Regions from separate parts of the Homo sapiens genome. Here region 1 is linked to region 2. Evidence: read pairs that join two places in POLR2A ChIA-PET (ENCODE). Cell type or tissue: PC-9. All regions are shown on one strand. Each heading gives the region's core, and the rest is flanking DNA. Links, peaks and the distances in the headings are about the cores only. Region 1 overlaps USP34 (ubiquitin specific peptidase 34). Region 2 holds the start of C2orf74-DT (C2orf74 divergent transcript).

What was found. Peaks named below come from ENCODE experiments on the same cell type or tissue, not always from the same donor. Only the 100,000 strongest peaks of a DNase experiment are listed, where the experiment ranks them.
Region 1: POLR2A ChIA-PET joins it to region 2 with 11 read pairs; 2 of 35 experiments call an interaction of 5 or more read pairs at or near these places.

Annotation. Positions count from the first base shown.
Region 1 is chr2:61,296,058-61,307,082 of GRCh38, reverse strand. USP34 (ubiquitin specific peptidase 34) reads left to right here. Exons shown (of 80, transcript NM_014709.4): 28 at 5,629-5,729; 29 at 5,923-6,132; 30 at 10,158-10,283. Among named protein-coding and RNA genes, the nearest start is that of SNORA70B, 120 kb to the left of the region's middle. In PC-9, for the core only: no CTCF peak of the experiment used is centred there; no DNase peak of the experiment used is centred there.
Region 2 is chr2:61,135,551-61,146,575 of GRCh38, reverse strand. It overlaps C2orf74-DT (C2orf74 divergent transcript), which reads left to right and starts at 1,601. Exons shown (of 2, transcript NR_036496.1): 1 at 1,601-1,803; 2 at 2,631-4,984. It overlaps LOC105374759 (a long non-coding RNA gene), which reads left to right and starts at 6,392. Exons shown (of 3, transcript XR_940137.1): 1 at 6,392-6,429; 2 at 10,601-10,713. It also overlaps a transcript of SANBR not described here and a transcript of C2orf74 not described here. RefSeq lists enhancers at 1,423-1,772, 1,467-2,388. In PC-9, for the core only: no CTCF peak of the experiment used is centred there; a DNase peak (open chromatin) is centred at 1,545; H3K4me3 peaks cover 1,222 bases.

The DNA.
Region 1 (11,025 bases), core at 1,916-9,915, 160 kb before region 2:
ATCATTGATGGACATTTGGGTTGGTTCCAAGTCTTTGCTCTTGTGAATAGTGCCACAATAAACATATGTGTGCATGTGTCTTTATAGCAGCATGATTTATAATCCTTTGGGTATATACCTAGTAATGGGATGGCTGGGTCAAATGGTATTTCTAGTTCTAGATCCCTGAGGAATCGCCACACTGTCTTCCACAATGGTTGAACTAGTTTACAGTCCCACCAACTGGGTAATAGTGTTCCTATTTCTCCACATCCTCTCCAGCAGCTGTTGTTTCCTGACTTTTTAATGATCGCCATTCTAACTGGTGTGAGATGGTATCTCATTGTGGTTTTGATTTGCATTTCTCTGATGGCCAGTGATGATGAGCATTTTTTCATGTGTCTTTTGGCTGCATAAATGTCTTCTTTTGAGAAGTGTCTGGCCATACTGACCAAGGTAATTTATAGATGCAGTGCCATCCCCTCAAGCTACCAATGACTTTCTTCACAGAATTGGACTACTTTAAAGTTCATATGAAACCAAAAAAGGGCCCGCATTGCCAAGACAATCCTAAGCCAAAAGAACAAAGCTGGAGGCATCATGCTACCTGACTTCAAACTATACTACAAGGCTATAGTAACCAAAACAGCATGGTACTGGTACCAAAACAGAGATATAGACCAGTGGAACAGAACAGAACCCTCAGAAATAATACCACACATCTACAACCATCTGTTCTTTGACAAACCTGACAAAAATAAGCAATGGGGAAAGGATTCCCTATTTAATAAATGATGCTGGGAAAACTGGCTAGCCATATGTAGGAAGCTGAAACTGGATCCCTTCCTTACACCTTATACAAAAAATAATTCAAGATGGATTAAAGACTTAAGACCTAAAACCATAAAAACCCTAGAAGAAAACCTAGGCAATACCATTCAGGACATAGGCATGGGCAAGGACTTCATGTCCAAAACACCAAAAGCAATGGCAACAAAGCCAAAATAGACAAATGGGATCTATTTAAAGAGCTTCTGCACAGCAAAAGAAACTACCATCAGAGTGAACAGGCAACCTACAGAATGGGAGGAAATTTTTGCAATCTGCTCATCTGACAAAGGGCTAATATCCAGAATCTACAAAGAACTCAAATTTACAAGAAAAAAACAACCCCATCAAAAAGTGGGCAAAGGATATGAACAGACACTTCTGTTTTAGAACTTTAAAATTGTTGTTCTGTTATTATTTGGCTTGCAAAGTTTGTGACCTGAATTGGTGGTTTTCCTTATCTTTTGTCCTTTACAGCCAACGACGGGGAAAAAAAAAAGGATATAAAGATTTTTCTTTAACAGTGATTTTCAGCATTTTGATTATGAGTCTGCCTTTCTTTCTGTTTGAGATCTGGGTTTAGTTTACCTTCTTAGATCTGTGAGATTATAACTTTTATCAAACTTAGAAAAGGTTAGCAATTATATAGTGCTTCATTTTTTTCTCTTTTTCTTCTCTCCTTAACCTTTTAATTTCTGAGCCTATAATGTTTCTATGCTATTGGTTAAGGTGTTGCTGATTTCTAAGGCACTGTTCCTTTTCTTTCTTCCTTTTGTTTTTTTGTGTGTGAGTGTTAGATGTTGATCTTACTCTTATGCTAAATCATTTTGGGATTTATCTTTTTTCGGGGCTTGCTGTTCATCACAAGTTTATTTTGTGGTCATCTTGCATACTTTGTTGGTATGATCTCTTCTTTTTTTCTCCTTGTCAGTTTATGTCTGTAAATTTTTTTTTTTCTTGAGTCTCGCACTGTTGCCCAGGCTGGAGTGCAGTGGCGTAATCTCGGCTCAGTGCAACCTCCGCCTTTGGGGTCAAGCAATTTTTCTGCCTCAGCCTCCCAAGTAGCTGCGACTACAGGCGCACTCCACCACGCCTGGCTAATTGTTGTATTTTTAGTAGAAACAGGGTTTCATCATATTGGCCAGGCTGGTCTCGAGCTCCTGACCTCATGATCGGCCCACCTCGGCCTCCCAAAGTGCTGGGATTACAGGCGTGAGCCACCACACCCGTCCTACGTCTGTAAAATTTTTAAAATTTATTTTATTGGAGTTGTAAAGGGGAAAAATGACGTGTGTTTTCAGTATTCAATTATAAATCAAGAGTTTTTTGAGATTTCATTTTGTCTTGAAATGCTATTTTTTTTAAAAGGTAGAAATTCTATTTAGAACTGATAAAGAATAAGCAGTTATTATGTTAAAAAGATCTTCTCAAAAGTAGTAAAAGATAGAAAGCAGCTCAATGTATTATAAAATCCAGTTCAGCCATAATAGTCAACATTAATGTGTTGTCATTGTCCATCCAGCGTGCTATATAAAACTACCATAAATGGGGTAGCTTATAAACAAAAGAAATTTATTTCTCATGGTCTGGAACCTGGGAATTCCAAGATCAAGGTGCCAGCAGATTCAGTGTCAAGTGACAGCTTTCTCATAGATAGTGCTTTATTGCTGTGTCTTCATTTGGTAGAAGGCTCAAGCAAGCTCCTTTGAGCCTCTTTTGTAGAGACACCACTCCCATTGATGGAGGACTCTGCCTGATATCTAATAACCTCCAAAAGGTCCCACCTCCAAATATCATCACCTTGGTAATTAGGATTCGACATACAGATTTGGGGAACACTTATATTCAAACCATAACACTTGTCATTAACACATAGAATATTGGCCTATCTCATATCAAATACAGGCCAGTATGCTAAATAAATTGCTAGTCATTGCAGTTCTCTTTTGGAACAAAGTTATGCATGCTTTATTAGAGTAGCAATTAATCATGACTGAGAGTGTTTTAATATTGCAAATATCAATCATTACATTTAATTGTCTCATCAAGTTAGACATTTAATAAAAATCTACCAAAATATTGCCAGGCGTGGTAGCTCATGCCTGTAATCCCAAGGCTTTGAGGCCAAGGCAGGCGGATCATTTGCGGTCAGGAGGTCGAGACCAGCCTGGCCAACATGACGAAACCCTGTCTCTACTAAAAATACAAAAATTAGCTGGGCCTGGTGGTGTGCACCCGTAATCCCAGCTACTTGGAAGGCTGAGGCATGAGAATCGCTTAAGCCCAGGAGGTGGAGGTGTTAGTGAGCCGAGATCATGCCATTGCACTCCAGCCTGGGCGACAGAGCGAGACTCCTCAAAACAAAACAAAACAAAAAAACTACCAAAGTATTAATGGCTCACACTGTAATCCCAGCACTTTGGGAGGCCGAGGCGGGCAGATCACGAGGTCAGGAGATAACACCATCCTGGCTAACATGGTGAAACCCCATCTCTACTAAAAATACAAAAAATGAGCCAGGCGTGGTGGCAGGCGCCTGTAGTCCCAGCTACTTGGGAGGCTGAGGCAGGAGAATGGCGTGAACCCAGGAGGCGGAGCTTGCAGTGAGCTGAGATTGTGCCACTGCACTCCAGCGTGGGCGACAGAGCGAGACTCTGTCTCAAAAAAAAAAAAAGTTTAATACAGAATTTCTGTCCATCCAGTAGCCAAAGCTTTTCCTAATGAATACGCTGCTTCATAAGCATTTACTTTTCTTCTGGTTTTGTATAATACAAAATGATTTGAATAAAGTAAAATACACTATAAAATGGTATCGCTATTAGATTATTCAGTTATAATTTGTGAGCAACATGATGAATAGGACACTAAATCAAGTATATAATAGCAATTTTAAGATGTTACGATATTCTGGCTGGGCCGTGGTGGCTCATGGCTGTAATCCCAGCACTTTGGGGGGCCGAGGCAGGCGGATCACCGGAGGTCAAGAGTTCAAGACCAGCCTGGCCAACATGGAGAAACCCGTCTCTACTAAAAATACAAAAATTAGTTAAGTGTGATGGTGCACGCCTGTAGTCCCAGCTATTCAGGAGGCCGAGACTGGAGAATTGCTTGAACCCAGGAGGCGGAGGTTGCAGTGAGCTGAGATTGAGCCACTGCACTCCAGCCTGGGTGACAGAGTGACACTCCGTCTCAAAAAAAAAAACTTACAATAATATGAGGTCTTTGTAAAATGTGAGAATAAAACTTTTGGAGATAAGCGAACATCTGAGTAAATTGAAATAGCATGTCTCTGTACAGAATATTGTAAAGATGTTAGGTAAATTTATTTTTTAAAATGTTCTATCAGTAATTCCAATGTAATTTTTGTTTAAAATTTGATGAAATTACTGTGAAGTTATCTGTATGAATAAACTAAGCAATATTATAAGTTCTGGGAGGTCAGTAAATTGGCACTTTATGAAAAAAGAAAAAACAAAAAAGTCCTGGGAGAAAAATTCAAAAGGATAATAGAAAGTTGAACTTCCGTACTAGCTGTATAAACATTAAACCATAATTTGATTTTGGTATGGGAATTGTTAGTTAAATGATATAGAATGGATACTGAAAATTAGTCATATATGACTTGTTCAGTTTGGGGAAAGAAAAACCCCTTTTTCTAATATTTAGGATATGTTTAAAATGTTGTATCTGTGTTAACAATGGTAGGAAAATTTAGAAGAAAATAGGATTGAACGTTTGTCAAACCATTTTGAGGGCCAAGATTGAGGGCTAGAAATAATGAGAAAGGGAAAGAATCATAGATTTAGCTACACAATGATTAGCAATTTACTTATAAAAAAATTGTGCTTAAGGCAAATTGCCAATATGACTCGTCTTGGAAGAAAAACATATTCCTTCTGTGTTTGAAATATTTTTCCACAAACCTTTTTTATTATGTGAAGGGAAAGGTAATTTTAAAATGTTATGTGTCATTATGAAAAGCGATAGCCTTACCCCACTCATTTTTCTTGAAAGTAATTGTTTAGTGTCTGTTCAGTGGAGTTTTTCTATATTGAATGAAGTTTAGCAATATTTTTAAAGTTTAAATTATTCATCAGACATTTAATTTTGCTTAATTTTCCTGCTCTAATCATTTTTTTTCCCGAAAAAGTTGTACATTATACAATACTTAATTTGAATGTCTTCTCCATTTTAGTGCCTGGCATGCATGTGTGAATAAAACACCTCTGCCCTTGTGGAACTGGGAATTTGTCAGTCTTCCTTTCCTTTTCCCTTTCCTTTTTTTCTTTCTTTCTTTCTTTCCTTTTTCCTTTCCTTCCCTCTCTTTTTTCTCCTCACCCTCCCATCCCTTCCCAGATAACAAATATGAGGTGTTAACAAGTGCTTTAAAGAAAGATAAAGGAGAGTAAAGGGTTAATGGTGAAGTGAAGCTTTTAGATTGGGCGGTAAGGAAAAAGCTCCCATTGGATGAGAGACTTGAAAGAGGTGAGAAAATAAGTATCTTGAATTCCTGGAGAGAAATCTTAGTCCTTGAGTTGGTAATATACTTGTTATTTTCAAGAAAGGGCAAGGAGGCCAGTTGGCTGAACATAGTGTGAGATAGGGAAGATGGTGGGAAATGAAGTTGAAGGTGTAGGCAGCTAAAAGGACTTAATGCATTCTAGAAATAACTATCCTCAATCTACTGAGTTTTCTGTCTTTACCTTAGATTACATTTAAACTTAACATACAGTGTGTTTAATTGCTACAACTACATATTCTTATCAGCAAGTAAGTTAATTCTTAAAAACAAATTCATTTCCATGTTTTGCTGTTTTTAAGGAGGCCTCATGGGACCTGTCAGGATGATTTCATCTGGACACGAGTTAACAACAGATTATGATGAAAAAGCACTTCATGAGCTTGGTTTTAAGGATATGCAGGTACATATATAAAACGTGGTTTGAGTTTTAATGATCTGTTTATAATCATCAGTTGAATAGTCGCAGATGTAGTTTAAAAACAGCTCTTATTGCTTTGTTATATTAAAATTTTAAGTGATTCTATACTTCAGATTTACCGTTTTATTAAACTAAAAGCTTGATATGCATAAATTTTTTTTCCTGTTTTTTATAGATGGTATTTGTATCTTTGGGTGCACCAAGGAGAGAGCGGAAAGGGGAAGGTGTTCAGCTGCCAGCATCTTGCCTCCCACCCCCTCAGAAGGACAACATTCCAATGCTTTTGCTTTTACAAGAGCCTCATTTAACTACTCTTTTTGATTTATTAGAGATGCTTGCATCATTTAAACCACCCTCAGGAAAAGTGGCAGTGGATGATAGTGAGGTGACTATGTTTCATTTTCACAAATCTTGTTTTGTGTCTCTGTTGAGAGGATATAGTAACTTTAATAAAAGTATAGTTTATAAAACGTTATAAAGTATATAATAATTTTCTCTCCTTTTTTTTTTTTGTTCATTTTTTTTTTGTTTTCTTTTTTTGAGACGGCATCTCACTCTGTTGACCAGGCTGGAGTGCAGTGGTGCAATCTCATCTCACTGCAAGCTCCACCTCCCGGGTTCATGCCATTCTCCTGCCTCAGCCTCCCAAGTAGCTGGGATTACCGGCGTGTGCAACCACACCTGGCTAATTTTTGCATTTCTAGTAGAGATGGGGTTTCACTGTGTTGGTCAGGCTGGTCTTGAACTCCTGACCTCATGATCCACCCATGTCAGCCTCCCAAAGTGCTGGGATTACAGGCATGAGCCACCGTGCCTGGCCCTCAGTAATCTTTTAAGAGTAGTAAAATTGGGCCGGGGCGGTGGCTCACGCCTGTGATCCCAGCACTTTGGGAGGCTGAGATGGGCAGATCACGAGGTCAGGAGTTCAAGAGCAGCCTGACCAACATGGTGAAACCCCGTCTCTACTAAAAATACAAAAATTAGCTGGGCATGGTGCCGTGTGCTAGCTAGAAAGGAGAATGGGGAAGAGGATGGGAGAGTAGAATGGGAGGAATGAAATTGGAAAGGTAGGCAGAGCGAAATAATGTAAACCTTTTGCGTCATCGTGAGTCATTTCCATTTTACTCAAAGTGGACAACATTAAAAGATTTTAAACAGAGGATAAACACATGTTCTGATTTTTGTTTTATACCTAATAAGTTTCTTTGGAGAAAGTAACAAAGTCAGTAAAGCATTTGATATACGAGTCCAGGAACAAGTTGCCCTGAAATAGGATGGCAGCAGTGGAAATAAATCGACAACAGGTCAAAACAACATCACTTGGTGGTGGTTTGGGTTTTAGGAGTAGGGAATGAAGAGGAGAAGGAAGACAGAAATGGCACTGGGTTTCTGGCCTGTGCAACTGGGTGGATTCCATTTGAGCTGAAGGATAGATAGATGCCTGAGGAACATCAAATAGAGATGTCAGGTAATCACTTGGATATATAAGTATGGAGCTCAGAGGAAAAGGTATAGTCTAGAAAAATGGTTTGTGGGTTATCACTATAAAGATGCCATTTATTTTATTATTATTTTTATTTTTGTGAGACATGGTCTCAGTGTGTCACCCAGGCTGCAGTGCAGTGGTATGATCGTAGCTCAGTTGTAGCCTTGATCTCTCAGGTTCAAGTGATCCTGCTGCCTCAGCGTCCTGAATAGGTGGAACTCCAGGTGCATGCCAATGTGCCTGGCTAATTTTTTAATATTTTGTAGACATGGTCTCTCTATGTTGCCCAGGTTGGTTTCAAACTCCTGGCTTCAAGCGATCCTCCCACCTCAGCCTCCTAAAGTGCTGGGATCGTAGGCATAAGCTGCTGTGCCCAGCCTGAAGATGGCATTCAGAGGCAAGAGTATGTGTGATATCACCTAAAGGAGCCATATTCAATCCACTAACTTTTAAAACAATGCCTTTAAATGGGCTTATTCTAAGACCTTTTCATGTATTCATGTAGCTTATGCAGTGAATCACAATTTTGAGATTGAGAGGCAGGTAAAATGGTGGTATTTTGATAGTTTTCCCTGTGTTAGGCTAGTATGCTTTTCTTTCTTCCCCAAGATTGTTAAGTGACTTCTTCCCGTTTCCATGATGTGTTTGATAATGGATGCAGTGGGCTGCCATTGAGCCTTCTGTTTCTTATACCTCAGTTTCTCACGTGATGGTACATTCTTAAATTCCCAAGAAATACCCATTGTTTTTTCAAGCAGAATAATCATTAATAGGTGCCCATGAAACCTCTGTTTTCTCACCTAGTGCTGGTGTTCTGTTCCATGTATTAGGGGAATAATGTGAGGAGGGGGACAAAAATTTGCAGAAGGTTTTTTCAAAAGAGGAGTTGTTCAAATTGGGTCCAGCTACTGTTAAGAGTGAAGAGAAAAGCATTACAGATTTTCCTCAATAAGAAAGCAAATGCCATGTTTGAGGACCTGGGAATACTAGCATAGTGTAATTTAAATACTAGGACAGAAAGGTAGACTGTAACTTGTATCGCAAAAGGACCTAAATGATTTTTTTTTTTTAATCCATCATTATGGCTGGTTTTAAGCAGCAAAATGAGCTCTTTTCTGGGCTTTTAGAAACAAAATTTAGATGTTTGTGTGGAGGATGTAGTAGAGAAAACCAGGACCAGTGATAAGAGATCCTGGGCTGTTATGTTAATAGGCTGTTACGTTAGTCTGAGTAGTGAGACTTAAACCAAAGGGAAAGCATTTCATTGTTTCAGCAGATTTTTTTTTTTTTTTTTTTTTTTTTTTTTTTTTTTGAGACAGAGTCTCACTCTGTCCTCCAGGCTGGAGTGCAGTGACAAGTTATCGGCTCACTGCAACCTCCGCCTCCCAGGTTCAAGTCATTCTCCTGCCTCAGCCTCCTGAGTAGCTGGGACTACAGGCGCACGCCACCACGCCCAGCTAGTTTTTTTTTTTTTTTTTTTTTTTTGTATTTTTGTAGAGACAGGGTTTCACTCTGTTAGCCAGCATGGTCTTGATCTCCTGACCTTGTGATCCGCCCACCTCTGCCTCCCAAAGTGCTAGGATTACAGGTGGGAGCCACTGCACCCAGCTGCAGATATTTTATTGAATCTTATTTTTGGCAGGTTGATAACAGGGATTTTTTGCTGAATAAGATAGGTTTGGCCCTGATGAGAGTTACACAAAAAAGTAAAAATAAAGTATCTTTACTGTGTATGTCTCATGAGACTTTCAGTCATTGCAGAACATACTTATGCACACTTTGAAGATATTTTTCCTTCTAATCCTTTTTTGCATAGAATTCAATATTTCTCTTTTTAATGGTTATTTACAACGGAATGATGAGTTGTTTTATTGAAGAACTGAGTGCCATTTCCTCAAGTATAGCGCAAGTGTTACTCGAGGGTTGCTTCTCTTTGTTCATCAAGCTTGTGAAAGACCAAATTTACCTTGAAACTTTCTAAGATTTCCTTGACATTGGAGAATTGCTTGAACCCGGGAGGCGGAGGTTGCAGTGAGCTGAGATCGTGCCATTGCACTCCAGCCTGGGCTACAAGAGCGAAACTCCATCTCAAAAAAAAAATAAAGATTTTCTTGCCACCAAAGTGCACCATGTTTCTGCCATTATACCAAAAGAACTAAGTTTCTTTTTATAGGCTTATAGAATATCCCTAGACCATGTTATACCAAAGAATCACTGTGATAGTAGCAGTAGTAATAAATTTATACTCCGTGGAAAATACCAAAACTGTCAATTTTAGTTTTTACTCTTTTTACCTCTCAGGGTGGTACTTTAAATTTTTGTTTAATTGCCTATTTCCTAAGTGGTTTTTGAAACGTTGTTTAGCTTACTCTTGCCTTAGCAAGTTTTGGAACTTAGCAAGATTTAACAAATGATAATGGAAAAAAATAGGTCTCTAAAATTGTTTGCTTTCTTCTTAACGTCTGTTCATCTGAGACTGGAAAATGAGGTTTAGATTAGCAACATAAGAGAAACAGGCTCTTTTCCTAAATGGAAGTTCAAGGATTTAATTCACCCAGTCTTTATTGTGCTTAGAATAGTGACCTGCAAAATGGAAATAGATGATTGTCATATTGAAATTTGTTAGAATTTTCTGGCCTTTAAACAGATGTTTTCACTTTTATTTGAAAAGTTTCATGAGGAACATGATCAGTCTTAGAGGAAAGCTTTTCTAGAAAAATGTTCAGTAAGAAGTTGAAAAAACACTGCTTGGCTATTAATTTTCTCAAATATGTATCATATAACAAATGTTTCATTTCTCACTTTTCAAAAAGTGAGGCTAAAAACTATTAGCAAATTTGATCATTACTTTATGCAAAAATTTGAACTTAAAACTTTTTCTTTTCTGATCTGTTTTGATAAAGTAGTTGTTCTTATTTGTGTAGAGCTTACGATGTGAAGAACTTCATCTTCATGCAGAAAATCTGTCTAGGCGGGTCTGGGAGCTACTGATGCTTCTTCCTACATGTCCTAATATGTTGATGGCATTCCAGAATATCTCAGATGAGCAGGTGAGCCCACAAAATCTCTTTACTCTCCTAGAGGCTGTTACCAGTTTACATTCCTATTGACAGTGTAGAAGATTGCCTGTTGATGTACCCTCAGTAAATCTGAATATAGTTTTTACCCATATAGTAGGTAAAAAGTGCCACTGCATTTTAATGTTCATTTGTTTATTTAGTGAGGGTGAATAATGGGTGAATAATGTATCAGAGGCTAAATGTAAGATGAAGATGTTTTCTAAAATTATTGACATTTTATATTAGTGTTTTTTCATATTACAGTATGCTTTTAATATTGTTTTTTGTTCTTAGTAACAAAAAGTAATGTTTAGAGAAAATACACAGAGGTGAAATGATGTGCATCAGTGTTTGTTTTGTGTGCTTATACAAATTAACTGACCAAATTGGAGAAAATGAGGCAAATAAATTTAATATCTGTGTGATAATTTTTTTTCCATATGGACACCACCTCACATGTGTGTTGGGTATCTTTGTAAAGTCTTTAACATTAAAGACTGTTTTAATTTATTTATTTATTTATTTATTTTTGAGATAAGGTATAACTCTGTTACCCAGGCTGGAGTACAGTGGTGTGGTCTCAGCTCACTGCAACCACAACCACGAGGGCTCAAGTGATCCTTCCTCCCCCAACCTTCCCCAGTAGCTGAGACCATAGGCGTGTGCACCATGCCTGGCTCATTTTTGTATTTTTAGTAGAGACAGGGTTTCACCGTTTTGGCCAAGTTGATCT
Region 2 (11,025 bases), core at 1,383-9,382:
GCATGAGCCACCGCACCTGGCCCCTTTTTTAATATTATATGTTTCTAGCTTTTTTAAAAAAAGTTATTGTAGTGTTATTTTTGTTTTTAATGAACAGCATTCAGATAATTCAATATATTATAATGAGGAATACATTGAGAAGTCTCTCACCCTATCTCAGTCCTACCCTCCATCTCATAAGAAACCATGACTATTAGTTTCTTGAGTATATTGCCAGAATTTATGTGGAAATAAGGATCATATGACTCTCATTTATCCTTTTCTACACAAAAAGCATAATTTATACACTGTTTGGCACCTGGGCTTTTTTCGCTTAGTAAGATATGCTAGAGATGGTTCCACATTAGTATGTTGGGAACTGATTCCTCACTCTTTTTCATAGCTGCATAATGTTCCATTGTGTGTATGTACTGTAGTTTATAATATCAGTCTTCTGATGGATACTCACGTAGTTTACAACCTTTTGCTATTACAATCAATAATCTCATACACATATTACTTTACATGTATGCAAGTGTATTTGGAGGCAAAATTCCCCAAAGTGGGATTGTTGGATCAAAATGCAAATATTATTCAGTGTGGTTTTGATAACCACTAAGGATTGCTGCATTCTGCTCCTACTAGCACTGTAACACTGCACCTGTTTTCCTGACACCCTCCTATATTGAGTATATTACCAAACGTTTCAATGTTCACCAATCATGATGATTTGCATTTTTATTAAAACTGAAGCTGGCCTGTAATCCTAGCACTTGGTGAAACTGAGGTGGGAGGATTGCTTGGGCTTGGGAAGTGGAGGCTGTAGTGAGCTGTGATCGTGCCACCTGTCTCAGAAAAAATAAAATACAAAACAGGCCGGGCGCGGTGGCTCACGCCTGTAATCCCAGCACTTTGGGAGTCTGAGGCAGGCCGATAACCTGAGGTCAGGAGTTCGAGACCAGCCTGGCCAACATGGTGAACCCCATCTCTACTAAAAATATAAAAATTAGCCTGGCGTGGTGGCACCTGCCTGTAATTCCAGCTACTCGGGAGGCTGAGGTGGGAGAATCACTTGAACCCGGGCAGCGGAGGGTGCAGTGAGCCGAGATTGCATTACTGCACTCCAGCTTGGGCAACACAGGACTCCATCTCAAAAAAATAAATAAATAAATAAAAAACACAAAAACATGCAGCTAAGCATCTTTTCATATATTTAAAGTCTATTTTTAACTACTATTTTTCTGTGAACTTGGTACCCCAGTACTTCGCCCATTTGTCTAATGCACTGCTGCCTGTTAATTCTTAGATATTTTAAATGAATATTTAATATATTTATATTTGGAAAAACTTATCCAAGGACAAAAGATGACGCTAAAACTCCTGTTATAAAACGAACATACCAGCCTTTCCCCCACGAGTCTGGAATCCGGCCAGAGCAGGATTTTAAGACTCTCGGACGACGTCAACATGTCCTCGGATCTGACTGCGCAGGCTCCAAATAGCTCGCCCGAACCCTAACATCTGTGTGCGCATGCTCGCTTGATTCCTAGCGGAAAGTTTGTGTGCGCATGCTCCAAGGAGCCGCGCCCCATCGGCTTCCCTAACGGAAAATCCGCTGCGCATGCTCATAAACCTGCTCTCCTAGGAGACCTGAAGGCTGCTTCCGCTAACCCGGGCTGGCGCTGCTAACCTCACCCAACGATCCCTGCTGTCGGAAAATGTCCAGAGGCACCATCCCTGCTATGAAGAGGGAATGCCAGTACAACAGCCACAAGGGGTCTTCCTGTGGCCCTCAAACAAAAAATCACTGCATTACATCAGCAGGTATTCAGCACCTGGCCCCCTCCAAACGGTGTCTAAAGCGAGTTTTAAAAATTAATGCTAGGGGCGGGACGGCGGGGGCGGAAAAAAATAAAAAATTAAATTACTTAAATTTTTTTCTCTTTTTTTAAAGAGTCGGATTCTCGCCCTGTTCCCCAGGCTGCAGTGCAGTGGCGCGATCTCGGCTCACTGCACCTCCGCCTCCCGGACTCCAGCAATTCTCCTGCCTCAGCCTCCTGAGTAGCTGGGATTACAGGCGCGCGCCACCACACCCGGCTAATTTTTTGTATTTTAGTAGAAACGGAGTTTCACCGTGTTGCCCAGGCTGGTCTCAAACTCCTGAGCTCAGGCAGTCCACCCGCCTCGGCCTCCCAAAGTGCTAGAATTACAGGCGTGAGCCACCTCACCCGGCCAAATTACATTAATATTTTATATTGAGGAGGAAGTTGGTTACAAAGGACTTTCAAAAGTGTCGGGGTTAATAATCTGCATATTTTAAAATATTCCAGGCCGGACGCGGTGGTTCATGCCTGTAATCCCAGCACTGTGGGAGGCCGAGACGGGCGGATCACGAGGTCAGCAGATCGAGACCATCCTGGCTAACACGGTGAAACCCCATCTCTCCTAAAAATACAAAAAAATTAGCTGGGCGTGGTGGCGGGCGCCTGTAGTCTCAGCTACTCGAGAGGCTGAGGCAGGAGAACGGCGTGAACCCGGGAGGCGGAGCTTGCAGTGAGCCAAGATCGCGCTACTGCACTTCAGCCTGGGCGACAGAGCGAGACTCCGTCTCTCTCTCTCTCACGCTCTCTCTCTATATATATATTCCATAGACTGCATTGGAGAGAAAGGCGCCGGGACAGAAAAGCCTGAGATAAACCACCTGTCATTCTTGGAGAAAAGGATGCTGCGGCTTTCCCGATTTGGTTGATGAGATGGAAAATCAACCCTTACAGGAAGGACATCACCAATTCCGGAAAGGATGCTGCGCCAGTCATGTTTCCGCACTCTGTGAGACGTTGAAATCTCCAGAAGTTGCCCAAGGTTTTCAAGCTGAACACAGGAGAAATGACTCTGGATCTCTGAGGACTGTTTTCCTCAATAAGGAGCTGCAATCTTGGCTCCACCACCCTCCCTCCAAAACATCTCGTGTGTCTGGTATCTGGTTATATTGTGGCCTGACAGAGAAGTTTCTTTCGGGGCCAGTGAATTAAAAAAAAAAAAAAAAAGAAAAGCGGGTCCTACCAACTCATTAATACTTTAATACTTTAAATTTCCCTCTTTATAGTAGGTTGAAATGTCAGTATCTCTTAAGAACAATGGCTGAACCAAATGTTTCCTCAAAACTCACATTTTTTCCCACCATTTCAGAAGCTGCCTCAGGACTAAGCTTTGATTTTTTTTTTTTTTTTTAATCTGGCCCAAATTCCTATCTAAGGGGCCTGGGGAGTCATGCCCAACAAACCATAAATTCTCATCAGATGAGTTTTATTTAACCCTATATATGGTGACTTGCTTTCCAGTCTGACTCTGGCATGACATGTGACAAAGAAGAAAGTCAAAATATTTTACCCCAAAACATGTTTCTTTGCCATATTTTGAAATGGTCCTGCAAAGCTGTGCTTTGTGGGGGAAAATATGCATCTGTAAAGAATCTCTATTAACACAGCTAGATCTTTTTCTTCCAGGCCCTCCCAATCCTGAAGAGACTGAGAGTCTAGCATTGTTTTAAAGGTCTGAATAGGAAACATTTGTCATCTATCATCTCTAAGGGTAGCCATTATAAGACTTCAAAAGAACCTTTTGAAGTATTATAATCTTTTATCTTAACCTGAACATGTGCTTCCTATTGATCCCAGGTCTTCAGACAATTGTGAACTCAACCATTTGTCAATTAGAAAATGTTTAAATTGGCTGGGCACAGTGTCTCATGCCTCTAATCCCAGCACTTTGGAAGACCAAGGCGGGCAGATTGCCTGACCTCAGGAGTTCGAGACCAGCCTGGGCAACATGGTGAAACCCCGTCTCTACTAAAATACAAAAATTTAGCCGGGCGTAGTGGCATGCACCTGTAGTCCCAGCTACTTGGGAAGCTGAGGAAGGAGAATTGCTTGAACCCGGCGGGCAGAGGTTGCAGTAAGCAGAGATCGTGCCACTGCACTCCAGCTTGGGCAACAAAGTGAGACTCCATCACAGAAAAAAAAAAGAAAATGTTTACCTTTACCTATAGCCTGGAAATCCCTGCTTTGAGTTGCTCCATCTTTCTGAACCAAACCAATGTTATTTCTTAAACGTATTTCATTGATGTCTCATGCCTCCCTAAAATGTATAAAACCAAGCTGTGCCCCGAACACCTTGGGCACATGTTCTCAGGACCTCCTGAGGGCCGTGTCACGGGTCATAATCACTCATATTTGGCTCAGAATAAATCTCTTCAAACATTTTACAGAGTTGACTCTTAGTCAACATGTCCATACCTGATGAGATGCTTCATCAAAATTCTAGTGGACTGGCTAGTTCAGAAAATGGACCAGCCAGGTTTGCTTAAATGCACCCCTGCACAACTATCTCACTCCTGCTTGGAGCCGGCTAGATCAGGAGACCTGTCCCTAAACTAATGTACTCCATGTCTTAAGTCTTTTTGTTTTGTTTTGTTTTTGTTTTTGACAGAGTCTCAGTCTGTCACCCAGGCTGGAGTGCAGTGGCGTGATCTTGGCTCGCTGCAACCTCCGCCTCCCAGGTTCAAGAGATTCTCCTGTCTCAGCCTCCCAAGTAGCTGGGACAACAGGTGTGCACCACCATGCCCTGCTAATTTTTGTGTTTTAAGTAGAGATGGGGTCTCACCCTGTTGGCCAGGCTGGTCTCAAATTCCTGACCTCAGGTGATCCACCCACCTCGGCCTCCCAAAGTGCTGTAATTACAGGCATGAGCCACCGCACCCAGCCCATGTGTCTTGGTCTTTTTTACTAATATTGATTATAAAATGGATGAAACTTTGGATAAAATTTCTGCGTTAGAATTTCTTTTTATATCTGTCCTAAAGCTTGTAACTACTTGCTCATGATTTTTTGTGTATGTTTAGCAATGTGCATGTCATTGATGGCCTTTGTAAAGTATGTTCAATTGAGTTGTGGAGACAGAGGTGCAATTGGAGTAGGTTGTAAGAATAAAAAGGAGTAGGCAAAAAGGCACGGGTATACCAGTGGACTTCAAAGGGTACTCAGACTTTGTTCTTAAGGGATCAATTCCCAGATCTTCAGTTTCATATAAACTCTTTCCTAAAATTGACTTGCCTAAAAGCATGTTAGTGTTGTGGGCACAGCTTCTCTTTTCTTATTTCTGCTTTTACAGTCATCCTTTTTCCAAAAGGAAGGTATACATATCCTCCTTGTCTAACAATGGCACATTGCCCCAGGGTGTAAAAGAGGCCAGGGGTGACAAGCAGAGACACAATTCAAAGCATTTGTATTAAGAGAGCAGTAACTCCAATGCATTATTTTGCAAGTCACATTTTTTTGTTTTTGTTTGTTTTGAGACAGGATCTCACTCTGTTGCCCAGCCTGGAGTGCAGTGGTACGATCTCTGCTCATTGCAGCCTTGACCTCCCTGTTTCAAGGGATCCTTCTGCCTCAGCCCCCTAAGTAGCTGAAACTACAGGCATACAACACCACGCCTGGCTAATTTTTGTATTTTTTGTAGAGATGGGATTTTGCCATGTTGCCTAGGCTGGTCTTGAACTCCTGAGTTAAGCTATCTGCCCACCTCGGCCTCCCAAGGTGCTGGGATTACAGGCATGAGCCACCACACCTGGTTTTAATCTATAATTTCAAAGTTAAAATTTTTTTAAGTCAAAACTATGTAAAAAGTTATGCTTAGAAAAGTCTAGCTTCCTCAGCTCTATCCCTTCCACCTATTCCTTCCTCTGTCCCCCAGAGATAACCTAGTTCATTATTTTTGGTACATCTCTGTTTCTTTTTCTTTTTTTTTTTTTTAGATGCAGTCTCACTCTGTCGCCTGGGCTGGAGTGCAGTGGAGCAATCTCAGCTTACTGCAACCTCCGCCTCCCAGGTTCAAGCAATTCTCCTGCCTCAACTTCCTGAGTAGCTGGGATTACAGTCACCCACCACTATGCCCAGCTAATTTTTTGTATTGTTAGTAGAGACGGGGTTTCACCATGTTGGCCAGGCTGGTCTCGAACTCCTGACCTCGTGATTCGTCCACCTCGGCCTCCCAAAATGCTGGGATTACAGGCGTGAGCCATCATGCCCAGCTACATCTCTGTTTCTTTTTGCAAAAATAAATACATATATTTGTTTTTGGACTAATGTAAACATACTGTTAACTGAAATAGTAAATGGACTGTACTGTTAAAGAGAATCTATTAGAGTCTTGTTTGTATTTCTTGAACAAAATTATCTTGCTCTATATAGTTCTTTCTTTCCATATCAATTCACAGAAATCATCATTGTCCTTGCTCTGTTTTTTTTTTTTTTTTTTTGAGGGTCTTGTTCTGTCACCCAGGTTGAGTGGCATGATCTCACCTCACTACAGCCTCAACCTCCTGGGCTCAAGCAGTCCTCCCACCTCAGCCTCCTAAGTAGCTGGGACCACAGGATGTGCCACCATACCCAGGTAATTTTATTTTTTGTAGAGATGACATCTCACTATGTTGCCCAGGCTGGTCTTGAACTCCTGGGCTCAAGCTTTCCTCCCACCTCAGCCTCCCAAAGTGCTGGCATGACAGGAGTGAGCCACTGTGCAAAGCCTGTCCTTGTTTTTTTAATAGCTGTGCAATACTCCAGAGTGCTGATGTCCTATTATTCAACCCAGTCTCTTGCTGATGGACATTTGAGTTGTTTCCACATTATTGCTATTGTGTATAAATAACTCTACAATGAGTAGTCTTATGCTTGTATTGTTTTATATTTGTCAAGTTGTATCTTCATAGTAAATTCCTAGAAGTTGCATTACTGGGCCAAAAGATAAATAATATATGAGCATTAGGCTGGGCGCGGTGGCTCACGCCTGTAATCCCAGCACTTTGGGAGGTCGAGGCGGGTGGATCACGAGGTCAGGAGATCGAGACCATCCTGGCTAACACGGTGAAACCCCGTCTCTACTAAAAATACAAAATATTAGCTGGGCGTGGTGGCGGGTGCCTGTAGTCCCAGCTACTCAGGAGGCTGAGGCAGGAGAATGGCGTGAACCCAGGAGGCGGAGCTTGCGGTGATCCAAGATCGCACCACTGCACTCCAGCCTGGGTGACAGAGCGAGACTCCATCTCAAAAAAAAAAAGGGCAAAAGGGCTAGCTGTGGTGGCTCACACCTGTAATCCCAATACTTTTGAGTGGCTGAGGTGAGCTGATCACTTGAGCCCAGGAGTTTGAGACCAGCCTGGACAACATTGCAAAACCTTGTCTCTACAAAAAAATAAAAAATAAAAAATAGAAAAAAATAATCAGCTGAATGTGGTGGTGTGCACCTGTAGTCCCAACTATTTGGGAGGCTGAGGTGGGAGGATCACCTGAGCCAGATAAGATCAAGGCTGCAGTAAGCCATGATCACATCACTGCACTCCAGCCTGGGCGACAGAGTACGACTCTGTCAAAAACGAAAGAAAAGGAAAGGGAAAAGGAAAGGAAGGGAAAGGAAAGGGAAAGAAAGAGAGGAAAGAAGAAAAGAAAGAAAAAGAGAGAAAGAAAAAAGAGAAGGAAGGGAGGGAGGAGGGAGGGAAGGAGGAAGGAAGGAACGAAGGAAGGAAGGAAGGAGAGAAGGAAGGAAGGAGGGAGAGAAAGAGAAAGAAAAAGGAAGGAAGGAAAGAAGGAAAGAAGGAAAAGGGCTCCATGCAGCATTTACCTAGCTTGCCTTTCCATCTTTTGCCCTGTGAGGACACAGCAGGAAGGCCCTCACCAGACCAAATGCCAGTTACTTGAGCTTAGACTTCCCAGCCTCCAGAGCTGTGAGAAATACATTTCTGTTCTTTATAAGTTACCCACTCTGGGGTATTCTGTTATAGCAGCATAAATGGACTAAGACAATGGGCAAAGGATATAAGCAGGTAATTTTCAAAAAAGAAAACATAAGTGACCAACAAACTTAATGAATGTATGTTCAACCTCATAAATAATCAGGACATATAAATAAAAATAAAGAGACTATTTCATACTCACTGCACTAGAAAAAGTATTGTTTATCAGTACCTGCAGTCATCATTCACAGACATTCAGATCCTAAAGGTAGGAGTGGGAACTCTTTGAAGTTAGATGTGGTCACAAGACTTGTTAAAACAAGTGTGAGCCAACTAATTGTGAGCAGAATTGATATCGTCACTTGTGTGCAGAAATTGGGAAGAGCCAAATTTGAGCCCTTTAGTCAGTTTTTTCCCCTACTTCATTGAAGCAGGTGTCAGGATGGAAGCTCCATCAGCCCTGGTCCCTGAGTGACTATGATAACAAAACTTCATGAAGAAGAAATAGACCGTTGAATTAAGACACTGAGATTTTTGTGATTGTGTTACTGTAGCATAATTTAGTTATTCTGACTGATATAACCCCGATTTTTGGTGAGGAAACAGAACAACTGGGACTTTCATATGCTGCTTGTGAGCCTAAGCTGGTACAACGCCGGAGAAAACTTTTTGCAAATGTTTAGTCAAGTTCACAATGTGTATACCCATGTAGGCACAAGAAAAATGAGTGAAAGTTTTTGCTACAACATTAAAGAAAAAACTGAAAATAACCTCAATGTCCATAGACAAGAAATATATATTAGTAGATTAATAGAATACATTACTACTGAGTAGCTAAAATAAACTTAAGCTACCTGAATCAAAATATATAATTCTCAAACAGAGTCTAAAAAATTGCATGAGGATATGTATAGTATGAGGTCACTATATAAAGTAAACATAGCATATTATGCTGTAGCTACATAAAATATGTAGTAAAAGTATAACAACATGCATGGGCATAATAAGCATCAAATTCAGAGAAATGTTCACTTCTGGGAAAAGAAGAGGATGCAGGATCCTCGGTGATAGGGTATTTGGAATGTTTTATGTCTTATTTCAAAACATCAAATGCTACTATGTAAAAATGCTGGGTGGTGGGTACCTGGATATTTGTTGTATTATCCTCTGTACTTTTCTGTCTACTTGAAATACTGAATAATAATTAAAAAGAAAATACAAGCAAGCAAAAAGAAAAAAAAATATCTATAAGGCTTCCTCTCCTGCTCCAACTCTGAAATCACCTTAATTAATATATCGATGTAAATCTGTCCAATGTTCTTCCATATCTTTGTGTCTCTGCCTCACCTGGATAGGAAGAAAAAGGGTGGTAGTTCTTCAGATAACTACAGTAAAGACAGTGTGCAGAGTTTAGCAGGCTATGTACTCTATACCTTAATTTACATATTTAGGAGATGTCGTTTTGCCAACTTAAAAATATTTACTAAAAGGAGAAACATTTCATTATTATTATTATTATTATTATTTAGACAGGGTCTCGTTCTGTTGCCCAGACTGGAGACTGGAATACAGTGGCATGATTATCACTCACTACAGCCTTGACCTCTTGGGCTTAAGTGAGCCTCCCACCTCAGCCTCCTGAGTAGCTGGGACTACAGGCATACACCACCATGCCCCGCTAATTTTTTTTTTGTAGAAATGGAGTCTCACTATGTTTTCCTAGGCTTGTCTCACATTCTCAAGCGATCTTCCTACCTTGGTCTCCCAAAGTGTTGGGATTACAGGTGTGAGCCTCATTATTATTATTATTATTATTATCGTTGTTGTTGTTGTTGTTGTTTTGGAGACAGTCTCATTCTGTCGCACAGGCTGGAGTGCAGTGGCGTGATCTCGGCTCACTGCAACCTTCGCCTCCCAAGTTCAAGCAATTCTCTGCCTCAGCCTCCCAAGTAGCTGGGATTACAGGCACCTGCCATCACGCCTGGCTAATTTTTTTTATTTTTAGTAGGTGCAGGGTTTCACCATCTTGGCCAGGCTGGTCTTGAACTCCTGACCTCGTGATCCACCCACCTCGGCCTCCCAAAGTGCTGGGATTACAGGCATGAGCCCCCACGCCCAGCCTAGCCTCAGTATTCTTTAAGAGTTTGCATCAGTTTGCTTGCCATCATCTTTTTTTTTTTTTGAGACATAGTCTCGCTCTGTCGCCCAGGCTGGAGTGCAGTGGCACCATCTCGGCTCACTGCAACCTCTGCCTCCCGGGTTCAAGTGATTCTCCTGCCTCAGACTCCTGAGTAGCTGGGATTACAGGCGCATGCCACCATGCCCAGCTAATTTTTGTATTTTTAGTAGAGACAGGGTTTCACCATGTTAGGCTGGTCTTGAACTCCTGACCTCGTGGTCCACCCACCTCGGCCTCCCAAACTGCTAGGATTACAGGCGTGAGCCACTGCGCTTGGCTGCCATCACTTATATTGATTTGTTTAGATTCTTTTTTCTTTTTTTTTTTTTCAGACGAGTCTCGCTCTGTTGCCCAGGCTGGAGTACAGTGGTGCGATCTTGGCTCACTGCAACCTCCACCTTCCAGGTTCAAGTGATTCTCCTGCCATAGTCTCCCGAGTAGCTGGGACTACAGGCATGTGCCACCATGCCCAGCTAATTTTTGTAGTTTTGGTAGAGACAGGTTTCACCATGTTGGCCAGGCTGGTCTCGAACTCCTGACCTCAGGTGATCCGCCCGCCTCGGCCTCCCAGAGTGCTGGGATTACAGGCCTGAGGCAATGCGCCCAACCTTGATTTTTTTAGACTCTTTAAACTTTTTTCCTTTCTCAATTTTCAGAACTATAAGAGACTTCTAAATGCTTAGAGAACCTGTGTTATTAATATACAAAAGCATGACTCTGAAAACAGGCAATTCTGGCACTGAAGAGCATCAGATTTAAACTCCATCTTGTAAGTGGTTTTCTTTGTTCTTTTTCTGCTTTCTTTCCCTTTTCATATTTGCTTTCTATAATTCCCTACGTATTTTAGCTATAATTTCTCTTATCAGCTATTTCCCAGTATTCTGTTTCCTTCTACAAATGATATACACGTGGGCTGAGGCAGGCCAAACTTAGAGCTTAATGTGGTTTTCCTGCACTTTTAGCACCACCTAATGATAGTGCTCTGGTATAAAGAATCTATGCTTTCCTGATTTTTTTATGCTCCTGAACACATTTCTAGCTGTGGCTTACAGTGTTGGTCTTTTAACGATTATCATGTCAC